Linked DNA regions of Homo sapiens: region 1 is linked to region 2. A link is a loop called in an ENCODE intact Hi-C map of the cell type or tissue named here. Cell type or tissue: dorsolateral prefrontal cortex. All regions are shown on one strand.

What was found. A loop is a pair of places that touch in the nucleus more often than their neighbours do. Peaks named below come from ENCODE experiments on the same cell type or tissue, not always from the same donor. Only the 100,000 strongest peaks of a DNase experiment are listed, where the experiment ranks them.
Region 1: it touches region 2 in a loop (3-fold over the local background); 3 of 110 quality-filtered maps call a loop at or near these places.

What each region holds. Positions count from the first base shown.
Region 1 is chr7:97,374,739-97,382,738 of GRCh38, reverse strand. The region is part of intron 2 of LOC105375416 (a long non-coding RNA gene); the gene reads left to right. Among named protein-coding and RNA genes, the nearest start is that of SDHAF3, 260 kb to the right of the region's middle. In dorsolateral prefrontal cortex, a CTCF peak has its summit at 739 (motif pointing right); a DNase peak (open chromatin) is centred at 4,830.
Region 2 is chr7:97,141,230-97,149,229 of GRCh38, reverse strand. The region is part of intron 1 of SDHAF3 (succinate dehydrogenase complex assembly factor 3); the gene reads right to left. LOC107984034 (a long non-coding RNA gene) reads right to left here. Exons shown (of 3, transcript XR_001745291.1): 2 at 6,412-6,557. Among named protein-coding and RNA genes, the nearest start is that of SDHAF3, 28 kb to the right of the region's middle. In dorsolateral prefrontal cortex, a CTCF peak has its summit at 3,963 (motif pointing left); no DNase peak of the experiment used is centred here.

The DNA of each region.
Region 1 (8,000 bases), 230 kb before region 2:
AAGGTGGAAATATGAACAGAGGCTTAATAAGAACAAAATAAAAATTTATTTGCAAAAAATAGAGTCTTAATTTGGGGTTAATTGCTCTGTTTACTGAATGAAGCTCATGAGGCACTGTGCTTTGGACTGCTCTCCTTTCCTCCCCTCTATTATTTTGGTCATAAGTTGTTTAGCAAAACCAACATGTTAGGTCCTTTAGGAAACTGAACGCTGATATGTTTCCATAAATAATTTGGTCAACTTTTAGTCTGGAGGCTGGATCTGGAATGTAAACAATTACATGGCAGTAGCTCCCTAATACTGAAACAGTCCCTGACAGTCTCTGTCTTTCTGCACCATCCTTCTACTTGCCCTGGTGAGGAATTAGCTTGCCACTGGAAGCAGCCTCCATTCAATCACTACAGCCCCAGGGGAATGACAAGAGCAGCCAGGCCCTCTATTAGATGTGAGCATCCCAGACCACACTTTGACACTTCTACCTATTTCCTTTGACCTTTGATGAAACTGTCAGTTTCCTCATTTATTATCCTGTCTCAGATTAGCTTTTTTTTCCCCCTCCCTGGTTTCTAGTTTGCAGCTGTCTCTTCCCCATCAAGTTAACTTTACATCAACTATGTGGAAATTTTTCATGTTTAGATTTTATATTTCACGCTTTCTCCAGCTAAGGAAATTTATGATTTGTTTCCTAAAGACATTTCCGCCTTTTGCCTCCAGAGGGAATCACATTCATAGCAATTTTTCCATCCTTCTGTCACATCCGTAGATTATGGATATTAGATTATTATAGTAGAGAATCTTCAACAATCTGGAAATTTTCACTTTCTAAGAGTAGGCAAAGTGAGTGTATAACAAATTCAGAGGTCAAAATAAAATTTTTGAACTTAATCAGTTGTTTAAAAAATTATATGCCAGCTATAATATTGGGAGTCTCAGTTCCAAGATTTTCCCTTTAAGATTTGCTTTTGCTATAAGTCAGTTTCATGAATATGTAATGAATTTCAGTTTACCATTAGTCCCACTGTTAAATAAACAGCATTATTTTAGAAGGAAATTCTCTTATGATTCCCAGAGAAGTCTATTAAACTAAGACTCTTAATGTTCAAGTAGGTTTTATTTCTGTTTGTGTCGGTGCCTTTATCACAGGGAGTTGGGAGAGTAGGGCAGAAGACAAACCTCCATCCTATATTTTCTGTAACATGTAAATCATTTAAGTGGAAGAAAAAAAGTAGAAAAACTGCTGGTTTTTGATGCTATCCAACTTGTAAAGAACAAAATTCAGGGAGCAGACAAAGTTTTGATTTTGAAGATAAAATTAAAACATCTTTCTTTTAAGAGAGGAAAATTACAATTTGAAGACATAAATGACTTGATGGAATAAAACATACTCATGGTAAAATATCTAGAGTTGGTCAGAATAGTGCCATTTTCTAATGGGTACACAGGAATCCTGTAGCCAAATCTACACTAAATATAATTATATACAAATGGTAAATATAAATAAGTAATTCTCAGATCTTGGCCACACCAGAAAACTTTTAAAAATTCCCTGCCAACTCAAGTGAAAAGGGGCATGTGTTAGCCGCAGGCTCCAGGGCTAATTTTTTAAAGAAAAACAATATAACTTGTAACCCAGGCCTTTGCAAAAGCAGACACCATTTTTGTGTCAGCAAAACATCTTAGCTAACCCCCTGAATGCCCGTGCAATCATCTTTTTCTCAGCTAAAGGATGGAGACTGGCACTAGAGAAAGAAGTGTCACCAGCATCTTGGTTTCTCTCATCCTGACAGACCATGGACTCCACCATTCAAAACTGGTCAGAAATGAGGTCATTAATCACACAATAGCTTTGCTTCAAAGATCTGAAAACAATTCACCAAAGTTTTTGAGTAGAGATAATTTTAACATCTGTGTAGCTTAAAAATAGTGTAAGTGGTAATTGTACTTTTCAACTGCCAAGTAGGGAAACTTTTACCTTACCTAGGGAAACTCTGGTCTAGGTAAAATGATCAAGAGGGTTGATTTTCTCCAAAAGAAACAAAACTTTTAAGTTTAGCGGAGTAAATCCAGAGATATATTTCTCATCTCCCTATGTCCCTGCAGTCCCTGTTAAGATGCCCAAAATGTATTATTTTGCCAAAAACTGAATCCAGTCGTTTGGAAGATGAAGATTTACAAGGTTTCATTAAGCACCTGGGACAGGCACATATTAAAAACCAATAGGGAATTCTTTTCCTTCTGCTGTTTCCAGCATGAGTCCTTCCCTCTTCCTCCCATGTATCCCATGATTTTAAAGTGAGTACCCTGCGCCTACTTTATAGTTAGAAATATTGAGGTAAGTAGAGAAATAGACTATTACATGTTTAACATGGGTTAGACTATTACATGTTTAACGTGGGTTATTTTCCTTTTTACAAAATAGGCGCTATCTTGGAATAAATAAAAAGCTTCTGTCTAGGAAAGGAAAATGGCCAAATGATTAATCCAATAGGAGATAAAACCCAGACCATCACTTTCTACAGCACAAGGATATGGCTTTGGGTGAACCATGACATAGCTTGCTTAGGCATCTGCCCAATGGGCGTGATAGTTTTGTTGCAGATATTTGGCTTTAGAGAAATAATTTTTTTCTATTGCAGCAATGCTTAATTATATGTGCCTTGAGGCTACTACTGGTTGTCTCTGTAAGTTCATTGTAAATTATATTGACATTTTAACAAGGTGTGGTATTATATAGTGGAGAGCCACAAAGCCCAGAGATGTCAGAGCTAACCTGTCAAAGTTGGATTTCAAGTACTTGCTGCAGGCTCTCTCAGCATAGCCAGAATCACATTCTCTTTAGAAGAACAACTGAATCTGAAACTGCAGGATGGCTTAGTACATTGCCAACTTTATTTACTTTTAAAGATATTTGCACTCATCCTCACCAGTAGGTAATTTCTTAGGTAAGTGGATGAATAATTTTTAACCTTTCTTCAAAATATAGTTATCCTCAAAATATATAAACTTTATGAAAGAATAATGAGAAAAGCAGAAACATGAAATTTCATCTAGTTTCTGAAAAACAAATAGTGTTTATACCACAGTGTTATGCCAGAGAGATGTTTATTTTTTTCCTAAAACATAAGGTAGACGATAAAATTATTCACAAAATAAACTTAGCCATCATTTATCAATCTTATGAGACATTTAAAATATTTAGCTCATTTGTAGAATACATCCATTGGGAAGAAAAATTATACATTCAATTGTAACATTCAATATCATTTTTTCCGCTATTGCCAAAAATGAAAACAATGTTTCCCTTTTATTGGAGAAATCACATTATAATCTTACTTTGTCAAAGGCCAAACTTGAGAATTATGTGTCTGAGAGAAGAAATTTCCTTCAATTTGCTTAAAATGTAATTCAGTGTATGGGAATGAGCTGCCTGGATAATGATAAAGCTTCCACTGGTTTCTGAAATATGATTTCTTAAAAATGAGTGCACATCTAAAGAGGACCCACATGCTGAGTGTGCCATCCAAGACTGACACCAAAGAAAAATAAGTAACTATAAAGGGGAGGGGAAGCTGAATCCGTGAAAGAAATCCAAGAAGAAATGATCAGAAACTTTATAGCAGGATGCTATGAAGTTTCCATTTTCTTTTTTCCTTGGGGCTGTAGGAGCTTTGTTGTCTGAACCTAAGCACAGTTTGGTTGGCTAGAGTCTTTTCTTGATGAAGAGAAGGCCATGGAAGAGGAGACCTTCTTACTTAGCATAGATGACCTGGTCATCTGCTGTTGGTGATGCTAGAGCTCTTGCTACCCATTCACACACTAACTCAGCTGATGATGAAACTTCAGTTCCCATGGTCTCCGGCTATATTAGGATATATCATAGATGTGTGTGTGTGTGTGTGTGTGTGTGTGTGTGTGTGTGTGTGTGTGAAAGAAAGAAACAGATAAATTTTAGAGAAAAAATAGTAAAATGTCTGAGAGGTAAGTCTTTAGAATTTAAACATTCTACCTTCATTTATCAACCACTTCAGATATGACATAAACATTCCCCACTCATAAGCATTATCCTCCCCTCTTCTGTGCTCCAGTAGGATTTTTTTAATACCTTAAGAGTAGCATGTATGACACGTCATGTTATTGCTCATTCACTTGTCTGCTTTTCCTAGCAACCCCTAGGTTTCTTAAAGGACCATTTCTATATAGTTCCTAGTTGTCTCTCCAGCACCTAGAAAAGGGTCTGCACGGGGAGGCCGAGGCGGGTGGATCATGAGGTCAGGAGATCGAGACCATCCCAGCTAACAAGGTGAAACCCCGTCTCTACTAAAAATACAGAAAATTAGCTGGGCGCGGTGGTGGGCGCCTGTAGTCCCAGCTACTCGGGAGGCTGAGGCAGGAGAATGGCGTGAACCCGGGAAGCGGAGCTTGCAGTGAGCCGAGATTGCGCCACTGAGGTCCGCAGTCCGGCCTGGGTGACAGAGCGAGACTCCGTCTCAAAAAAAAAAAAAAAAAAAAAGAAAAGAAAAGGGTCTGCACGTAGTAGTTGCTTAATACATACTGGATGAATGAATGATCAGGTATGAAAATGAATTTGACTATACCCAGAAAGTAGACTCACCACCCATTCCCCCTTGTAGTCTCAGTACCTTGCCCAACTCCTGTACTAGCTGAGTCTTGGTACATATGAGTAGGCAGGAAAGACGCAAGACTCTAATGGAATTAGACCTGAGTTGGAACCCCAGCTTCACCACACAGAAGCTATGTGAGCTAGACCATATAACTTTACATCTCTGAACTTCAGTTTTCTCACCAGTAAATAAGGGCATTGGCACAGTGCCAGGCAGAATCAGGCCTCATTAAATACCAGCAAATCTTATATGAAAGGCTAGAAGGCAATATTCTCACTCTCCTTTTGACTTAAATGTTTACTTAATTTTTGAGGCCAAATTCCATGAGAGAAAGGCTGATGGGATAATAATAAGTCTTCGGGCCAAGTGTGGTGGGTCACGCCTGTAATCCCAGCACTTTGGGAGGCCGAGGCAGGTGAATCACGAGGGCAAGAGATTGAGACCATCCTGGCCAACATGGTGAAACCCTGTCTCTACTAAAATAGAAAAAATTAGCCGGGTGTGGTGGCAGGTGCCTGTAGTCCCAGCTACTCGGGAGGCTGAGGCAGGGGAATCATTTGAACCCGGGAGATGGAGGTTGCAGTGAGCCGAGATGGCGCCACTGCACTCCAGTCTGGCGACAGAGCAAGACTCCATCTAAAAAAAAAAAAAAAAAAAAAACCAGCAACTTCATATGCATTCAAGTTTGATCATGAGATTGCAGTAGTTCAGTCAGATCTTTAGGCTCCACTTCTAATTCTAGTTCTTTTGTCATTTTCACCATATCTGCAATTTCTTTCTTGGCTAAAGTCTTGAACCTCTCAAAGTCATTCATGAAGGTTGGAATCAACTTATTCTAAACTCCTGTTAATATTAATATTTGACCTCCTTCCATGAATCACAAATATTCTAATGTCATCTAGACTAGCGAATCCTTTACAGATTTTCAATTTACTTTGCCCAGATCCACAAGAGGAATTGCTATCTATTACAGCTATAGCCTTATGAAATTTGTTTCTTAAATAAGACTTGTAAATTGAAATTACTTCTTGATCCATGGATTGCAGAATGGATGTTATATTAGCTGGCATAAAACAACATTAATCTCCTTGTACATCTCCATCAGAGTTCCTGGGTGAACATGTTCTTGGGTGAGCAGTGAATGGAAATCGTTTTTTTCTGAGCATTAGGTCTCAACAGTGGGCTTAAAATATTCAGTTAACCGTTCTGTAAACAGATGTGCTGTCATCCAGGATTTGTTATTCCATTTATAGAACACAAGCAGAGTAGATTTATCATAATTCTCAAGGGCCCTAGGATTTGCAGAATGATCAATGAGCATGGCTTCAACTTAAAGTCCCTAACTGCAATAGCCCCTAACGAGAGAGTGGGTCTGTCGTTTGAAGCTTTGAAACTAGGCATTGACTTCTCTCTAGCTATGAAAGTACTAGATGGCATCTTCTCCCAGCAGAAAGCTGTTTCATCTACATTAAAAATCTCTTGTTAATGTAGCTACAACTTTTATTTAAGTTCAGACGTACAAGTACAGGTTTGATACATAGGTAAACTTGTGTCAAGGAGATTTGTTGTACAGATTATTTCATCAGCCAGGTATAAGGCTATTACCATTAGTTATTTTTCCTGATTCTCTTCCTCCTCCCACCCTCCACCCTCTGATAGGCCCTAGTGTGTTTTGTTCCCCTCTATGTGTCCATGTGTTCTCATAATTCAGCTCCCACTTATAAGTGAGATGAGGTATTTGCTTTTCTGTCCCTGTGTTAGTTTGCTAAGGATAACGGCCTCCCAGCTCCATCTGTGTCCCTGCAAAGGACGTGGTCTTGTTCTTTTTGTGGCTTCAGTGTATTCCGTAGTGCATATGTAATGTAGCCACTTTCATTAATAATCTAAGCTAGAGCTTCTGGATAACTTGCTGCAGCTCCTACATCAGCATTTGATGCTTCACTTTGCATTGTATATTATGGAAATGGCTTCATTTCTTTAACCTTATGAACCAACTTCTGCTAGCTATAAAATTTTCTTCTGTAGATTCTTCACTTCTCTCAGACTTTATAGAATTGAAGAGAGTTAGTGCCTTGCTTTGGATTAGGCTTTTGTTTAAAGGAATGTTGTGATTGGTTTGATCTTCCACCTAGACCACTGAAACTTTCTCCATAGCAACAATAAGGCTGTTTTTTCTTTCTTATCATTTGTGTGTACACTAGAATAGCATTTTTAATTTTCTTCAAGAACTTTTCCTTTGCATTCACAACTTGGCTATTTGGCACAAGAGGCCTAGCTTTGGCTGGGCGTGGTGGCTCACGCCTGTAATCCCAGCACTTTGGGAGGCCGAGGCGGGCGGGTCATGAGGTCAGGAGATCGAGACCATCCTGGCTAACAAGATGAAACCCCATCTCTACTAAAAATACAAAAAATTAGCCGGGTGTGGTGGCGGGCGCCTGTAGTCCCAGCTACTTGGGAGGCTGAGGCAGGAGAATGGTGTGAACCTGGGAGGTGGAGCTTGCAGCGAGCCAAGATGGCAGCGATCTGAGATGGCACCACTGCACTCCAGCTAGCCGACAGAGTGAGACTCCGTCTCAAAAAAAAAAAAAAAAAAAAAGAGGCCTAGCTTTCAGTCAGCCTTGGCTTTTGACATATCTTTCTCGCTAAATTTAATAATTTCTAGTTTTTGACTTAAAGTGAGAGAAGTGCAACTCTTCCTTTCAGTTGAACATGTGGAGGCCATTGTAAGGTTGTTAACTGCCCTAATTTCAATATTGTTGTCTCAGGAAATAGGGAGGCCCACGGAGAGAGAGAGCTGGAGGAATGACCAGTTGGTGTAACAGTCAGAACACACATAATATTTATCAGTTAAGTTCATTGTCTAATATGGTTGCAGTTCACCATGCCCTAATACAATTATAATAGTAACATCAAAGATTGCTGATCACAGATCACCATAACAATAAAAAAAAGTTTGAAATATTATGAAGATTAACAAAATGTGACACAGAGATGTGAAGTGAGTACACACTATTAGAAAAATGCTGCTAATAGGCCAGGCACAGTGGCTGACACCTGTAATCCCAACACTTTGGGAGGCCAAGACAGGTGAATCACTTGAGGCCAGGAGTTCGACGCCAGCCTGGCCAACATGGCAAAACCCTGTCTCTACTAAAAATACAAAATTTAGCCAGGCATGGTGGCATGCACCTGTAATCCCAGCTACTCAGCAGGTTGAGGCATGAGAATCACTTGAACCTAAGATCATACCACCACACTCTAGCCTGGATGACAGAGTGAGACTCTGTCTCAAAAAAAAGAGAGAGAGAAATGATGCCAATAGGCTTGCTCTATCCAGGGTTGCCACAACCTTCAGTTTGTAAAATACATAGTATCTGC
Region 2 (8,000 bases):
CACGGTGGCTCACACCTGTAATCCCAGCACTTTGGGAAGACAAAGCGGAAGAATCGCTTGAGCCCAGGAGTTCAAGACCAAAACCTGGGTAACATAGTGAGACCCATGTCTCTACAAAAAAAATAGAAAAAAAATAGCCAGGTGTGATGGTGCACGCCTGTAGTCCCAGCTACTCAGGAGGCGCAGGTGGGAGGATCACTTTGGCCTGGGAAGTTGAGGCTGCAGTGAGCCAAAATCATGCCACTGCACTCCAGCCTGTGAGACAGAGTGAGATCCTGTTTCAGAAAAAAAAAAAAAAAGACACAAATCTACTGATTGTGCATCAGAATCTACTTTTTAAATTACTGTACATGGAGACAATAGGTATAGCTACAGATAATATATATTTACATATTACACTGAGAAGCACAATTTTTTCATTTAGATCAAATCACTAATCATCTAAGTTAATTTCACTCATTTTTATTCTAGGTTATCTTACGCACATATAAAAAGTAAAGCAATAGTTGTTAGACTGTTAACAAAAGAACTACTTTGAAAAAAGTTGAATGCTGTTAGCTTTATATCAGTGATAGTAGATGCTTCAAATGGAAAAACCAGTTAAATTAAATCTAGGAACAGGGTGAATTGTTTATCAAATTCATGGAGTCAAAGTAAAACTACTGGTGACTATTTGTTTATTTTTATTTTTAAGAGACAGGGTCTTGCTTTTTCGCCCAGGCTGGAGTACAGTAGGGCAATCATAGCTGGCTTCAGCCTCAAACTTCTGGGCTCAAGCAATCCTCCAGCCTCGGCATCCTGGGCAGCTGGGCCTACAGGCATGAGCTGTCATGCCTGGCTAATTTTTAAAACATTGTTGTAGAGACAAGGTCTCACTTTGTTGCCCAGACTGGTCTCCATCTCCTGGCTTCAAGTGGCCCTCCCGCTTCAGCCTCCCAAAGTGCTAGGATTATAGTTGCAAGCCACTGTGCCCGGCTGGAAATTCATTCTTAAAGGTGAAACATCTGATGTTATCGTGTTATTGTAAATTCAGTTTTTAAAAAGTTCAGCAGTGGCTCACATCTGTAATCCTAGCACTTTGGGAGGCTGAGGTGGATCACTTGGGGTCTGGAGTTCGGGACCAGCTTGACGACATGGTGAAACCCCGTCTCTACAAAAATTATCTGAGCATGGTAGCATGTGCCTGTAATCCCAGCTACTTGGGAGGCTGAGGTATGAGAATTGCTTGAACCTGGGAGTGAGAGAGGTTGCCGTGAGCCTGCACTGCAGCCTGGGAGACACGGCAAGACTCTGTCTCAAAAAACATAAAAATAAAAATAAATAAATAAATAAAAAGTTCACCACTGAAGATAAAATTATTTTTTACAGTGATAACACATTTTGGTGGAGCAGAGTACCAAAGTAAGAAACAATGTTCTTATTAGAGTCTTTGAGAGGAATGTACATGCAATTGGTGGTGCGTACACAATTTATAACCATGCCCAAACTGTGACATTCTAATAATCAAAACAGAATCTGCTGTCAAATTGACACTTGGCTAAAAATCTGTATTTATACAGTAAGAGTAATATATAAAATTTTTGTAACAAGACTGCTATTGAGCACAAGCACTCCCCCATGGCAGCATGAGCTTTCCTTTTGGGCTGCCTATCATATAGATTTTAGAAACCCTGGAGCCTTTTCAGAACTAATTTGCAAATCAACCTAAGTACCCTACAATGATGCTGAAATTTCTTATAAACTAGTTCCCTAGATTTTGGTTGCATTTTGTTCAAATCAGTAGGAATTATTTAATCAAAGTACTGGACAAATAAACAAAAAGCTTAAGCTTTTAATGAAGTGTTTTTGAAAACAAAGCTTATAACTAGAAGACAAATTTACTGAAAGAAGAAACAATGAATTATGAGAGCACAAATAATGCACAAGATCTAATTTTGAAATTCTATAATTGTGTATCTATCTCAACTTCTGAAAACAATCTTTTGAAGGAACTCCTAGTTATAACTGCGTATACTTATATTCATACCCAAATAGAAGAAAATTGAAAAGGCCTATGATTTTGAAGCATGTGAATTTGGCAAAACGTTTAAAATAATCCTAAATACAGATAATTTATCTGACAAGTTTTATCCTACAGAAATATCTGTCAGAGAAAACTAATCTAAATGGAGACAATAAGAGTACCTATTGGCCGGGCGCAGTGGCTCACGCCTGTAATCCCAGCACTTTGGAAGGCTGAGGTGGGTGGATCACGAGGTCAGGAGATCAAGACTATCCTGGCTAACACGGTGAAACCCCGTCTCTACTAAAAATACAAAAAATTAGCCAGGCGTGAGAATGGCATCAACCCGGGAGGTGGAGTTTGCAGTGAGCCCAGATTGCGCCACTGCACTCTGGCCTGGGCGACAGAGTGAGACTCCATCTCAAAAAAAAAAAAAAAAGGTACCTATTAAAATCTTTGGGCTTAACTATTTATAATTTAAATGCAAAAAAATATTGATTTGAGAATCTCCTCCATTGGGCAAAATTTGCTGAGTTTCTTTGGTATCCCAATATCTATAGCAGAATAGTTTTCTCTATTAATCATAAAATGTAACTTCAAAAAAGATATCAGGCAATTAAAAAAATTAAAACCAAATTGCAAAATCTGTATTCTTCAGAGAAAAAAAGTGACACTGTATTACAGACAGGAACAGATAGAAAGTACATAAATATGTCTCAAGAACAATTATTTTATGTTCTTTTTGTAACATTTATACGATCACAATAAAAAGTGTTTTGCCTTCAAATATACAAATGTTTTATATTTTGGAAAATTTTTGAGAAGTTATAAAGAACTGTTTCATAGTTCTAACAACATAATAAACACAATTTATATGTCAATAAATACACATTTCAAAAATGTGTGTATGATGTGATTTTAGTGCTTCTTTTACTCCCACAAATGTCACAGTTTTGACAACAAATTATACAACCAAACTAATAATAGACAGGACAAAACATCAGCACATTTAAAAAGGCCAGAATATTACTGGCCAAAAATAAAAAATGTCATGTTATCTCTTTGCTTTTTAAACTAAATTATCTGTCATCTAGCGTTCAAAAGTGGGGGGGGGAAAGCCTATTTAAGTTTTCACAAAATTTCCAAATCTCTATTTTTATCTTTTCCAGGTCATCAATGATATAACTCATAATTTCACAATTAATCTGCTAACTATAAAGCTGCATCTTCCTTAAAATTTTTATTATAAATATATTTTATTGTAGTAAGAACTACAAAAATTTACTCAAAAACAATCATGTGTTTGATGGCTATCTGCCTTCCAAGACTGGGAAATCCCGAAAACGAAGATTCTCTCTCTGTTGGGGTTTTGAATTACTATGAATCATCAGGCTATAGAGCAGGATCTGAAACATGGAAGGCATTTAATAAATGTTTATTGAATGAAATAATTTCTTCAATTAAGACAAAGAAAATTTAAGAGAACACTTGACAGCGACAGGGAAAGGAAGCAAGATTCAAAATGGTAATGAGACCATGAAGTGGTCATTCAAAATTCTAGGTAACACAAAAGAATGTATGTTGAACCAATTCCTTAATTTCTAAAATAAAGTCAAATAAAATTTCACATATTGGGTTTCATATATTCATCTAGAACTGGTAAATAAATGCCTTCAGTATCCCTTAAACTTACTAAGAAAAATGACTTTTACCAAACCAATTATTTAAACACTATTCAGTGATTACTCATGAAGCCTTCAAAAATGGATTAACATTGTATATAGTAGAAAAAATATTTACTCCCTTTTAAAATTAGTTAAAACATATATATAAAATAGTTAAAGTGGCAACAAATCTGTAACAGACAATTCAAATATGAAATGTACTAGTCAGAATGTAAAAAGACAAATACTACTTCAGATAAAATTTAGTTTTCATTTAGTTACATCTTCCCAGACATAAGTATCTTCTGCCATCATGTGGAAATTTCTGAAATTACATGTACACACAAAATTAATGTTATCAAGCTCCTAGAACTGATAAAGGAATTCAGCAAAGTTTCCAGATACTAGATTAATGTACACAAATCAGTAGCTCTTCAATACACCAATAGCGACCAAGTGGAGAATCAAATCAAGAACTCAACTCCTTTTACAATAGCTGCAAAAAAAAAAAAACAAAAAATACTTAGGAATATACCTAACCAAGGAGTTGAAAGACCTCTACAAAGAAAACTACAAAACACTGCTGAGAGAAATCACAGATCACACAAAGGGAAACACACCCCATGCACATGGATGGGTAACATCAATATTGTGAAAATGACCATACTGCCAAAAGCAATCTACAAATTCCGTGCAATCCCCATCAAAATATCACCATCATTCTTCACAGAATTACAAAAAACAATTCTAAAATCCATATGAAACCAAAGAAGAGCCCACATAGCCAAAGTAAACTAAGCAAAAAGAACAAATCTGCAGGCATCACACTATGATTTCAAACTGTGAGACCACAGTCACCAAAACAGCATGATACTGGTATAAAAACAGGCACATAGACCAATGGGACAGAATAGGGAACCCAGAAATAAACCCAAATATTACAGCCAACTGATCTTCGACAAAGCAAACAAAAAAGTAAAGCAGGGAAAGGACAACTTTTTCAACAAATGGTGCTAGAATAATTGGCTAGCCACATGTAAGAGAATGAAACTGGATCCTCATCTCTTGCCTAATACAAAAATCAACTCAAGATGGATCAAGGACTTAAACCTAAGACCTGAAACTATAAAAATCCTAGAAGATAACACTGGAAAAACCTTTCTAGACATTGGCTTAGGATTTCATGACCAAGAACCCAAAAGCAAATGCAATAAAAACAAAGATAAATAGCTGGGACCTAATTAAACTGAAGAGAAAAGGACAGTCAGCAAACAGACAACACACAAGAGTGGGAGAAAATCTTCACAATCTATACATCTGACAAAGGTCTAATAACCAGAATCAACAATGAACTCAAACAAATCAGTAAGAAAAAAACAAACAATCCCATCAAAAAGAGTAAAGAATGTAAGTAGACAATTCTCAAAAGAAGATATACAAAAGGCCGATGACCATATGAAAAAACGCTCAGCATCACTAATGATCAGGGAAATGCAAATCAAAACCACAATGTGATACCATCTTGCTCCTGCAGGAATGGCCATAATAAAAAAAATAAAAAAATAATAGATGTTGGCGTGGATGCGGTGATCAGCGGACACTTCTACACTGCTGGTGGGAATGTAAACCAGTACAGCCACTATGGAAAACACTGTGGAGATTCCTTAAAGAATTAAAAGTAGAACTACCATTTCATCCAGCAATCCCACTACTGGGTATCTACCCAGAGGAAAAGATAATCTTTTTCATTATTTGAAAAAGATACTTGCACATGCATGTTTATAGCAGCACAATTCACAATTGCAAAATAGTGGAACCAACCCAAATGCCCATCAATCAATGAGTGGATAAAGAAACTGGTATACACACACACACACACACACACACACACACACACAGTGGAACACTACTCAGCCCTAAAAAGGAATGAATTAACAACATTTGCAGTGACCTGGATGAGACTGGAGACTATCATTCCAAGTGACGTAACTCACGAATGGAAAAACAAATATTGTATGTTCTCACTGATATGTGGGAGCTAAGCTGTGAGGATGCAAAGGCTATAAGAATGATACAATGGACTTTGGGGACTTGGGGGAAAGAGTGGGAGGGGTGTGAGGGATAAAAGACTACAAATATGGTGCAGTGTATACTGCTCGGGTGATGGGTGGACCAAAATCTGACAAATCACCGCTAAAGAACTTACGCATGTAACCAAATACCACCAGTACATCAATAACTTATGGAAAAAGAAAAAAAAATTAATGTATCAGACTAGGGTATTAGCTTACCCTAGCAGTCTCTAATATTTGAAAAGATTAATCCAGTTTTTAAACAAAGTAAATATTCTTAGAAGAATTTAAGAAGGGGCTGGGAGTGGTGGCTGACTCCTGTAATCCCAGCACTTTGGGAGGTGGAGGTGGGTGGATCACTTGAGGCCAGGAGTTCGAGACCAGCCTGGCCAACATGGTGAAACTTCCTACTAAAAATACAAAAATTCGCCAGATGTGGTGGCGTCTGCCTGTAATCCCAGCTACTCGGGAGGTTGAGGCGGGAGAATCGCTTGAACCCAGGAGACAGAGGTTGCAGCAGTGAGCCAAGATCACACCACTGCACTCCAGCCTGGGCAACAGAGTGAGACTCTGTCTAAAAAAAAAAAAAAAAAAAAAAAAAGAATTTAAGAAGAAAATAATCCTGTAAAGTTGCTCCTTCTTCCTGAGAGAAGATAGTGGTGTTCATTTGTACCTTAAGGAAACTGCATGCAGACACTCTGTTTCATTTTCTTTCCAAGACTCAGCAGTTATGGCTCTTCTAGGCCTTTTCCACTTCAAGATCTTAAATTCCTTAAATACTGTCTCCTTTTCTCTCCCTGACTTTAGGCACTTAAAACCCTATAATAAATCGGAAAAGAAACAGGAGTATTAAGCTACTTTAACTTGTTCTGAATAATTAGAAACTAGAGATGCTTGATACTAGTTCTATAAAGACAAAAGCTTATTAATAGCCAAATAGCAAAAAAACAAAATTAAAAACTGAACCAGCTATGCATACAATCATATGCCTAATGGGTTGACAGTATTATCTACATAAAGACATGAATTAAAGTGCTTGGAATAAGCCTAATGCCCTAAATTCTCACATATTTATAAAATACAATTTCAGAATTTAAGACTTTGTTTACATTATTAATCTTTATAAACACTACAATTCAGGCCAGGCGCGGTGGCTCACGCCTGTAATCCTAGCACTTTGGGAGGCCGAGGTGGGCAGATCACGAGGTCAGGAGTTTGAGACCAGCCTGGCCAATATAGTGAAATGCCGTCTCTACTAAAAATACAAAAAATTAGCTAGGCGTGGTGGTATGCGCCTGCAATCCCAGCTACTCGGGAGGCTGAGGCAGGAGAATTGCTTGAACTCGGGAGGCAGAGGTTGGAGTGAGCCACGATCACACCACTGCACTCCAGCCCAGGCAACAGGGCGAGACACTGTCTCAAAAAAAAAAAAAAAAAAAAAAAAAAAAAGACAACAATTCACACATTTCATTGCTCAACTTTTTATCCAGCTGTGGTAATTAGCATATTTGGTCTTTGTCAAAAAATAATCACTCATTTTTCTTTTGGGGGAGAAAAAGACTTACTGAACATCTATTAAAACATACTACTGTCCCATTAATTTTACAAAGATAAGTAGAACATTGTTTTTGTTCTCAATGAACTTACCATCAACTAGTGGCAAAAAGGTGTACATAAGTAACTATAATACAATGTAGATAACATTAAGTACCAAAAGAGACTGTAATCCCAGCACTTTGGGAGGCCAAGGCAGGAGGATCACGAGGTCAGGAGATAGAGACCATCCTGGCTAACACAGTGAAACCCCATCTCTACTTAAAAATACAAAAAAATTGCCAGGTGTGATGGCAGGCGCTAGTCAGTAGAGCATGAGACTCTTAATCTCAGGGTCGTGGGTTCGAGCCCCACATCGGGCGCCAGATATCGGGGGAAATTCACCCCCGATATTTCATGTAGGTTCTTTTCTATTTTCCCTAAGTGTTGGCCAGTCTGAGAAATAAAGGGAAAGAGTACAAAAGAGAGAAATTTTAAAGCTGGGTGTCCGGGGAAGACATCACATGTTGGCAGGTTCCGTGATGCCCCCTGAGCTGTAAAACCAGCAAGTTTTTATTAGTGATTTTCAAAAGGGGAGGGAGTGTACGAATAGGGTGTGGGTCACAGAGATCACATGCTTCACAAGGTAATAAGATATCACAAGATAAATGGAGGCAGGGCGAGATCACAGGACCACAGAACTGGGGTGAAATTAAAATTGCTAATGAA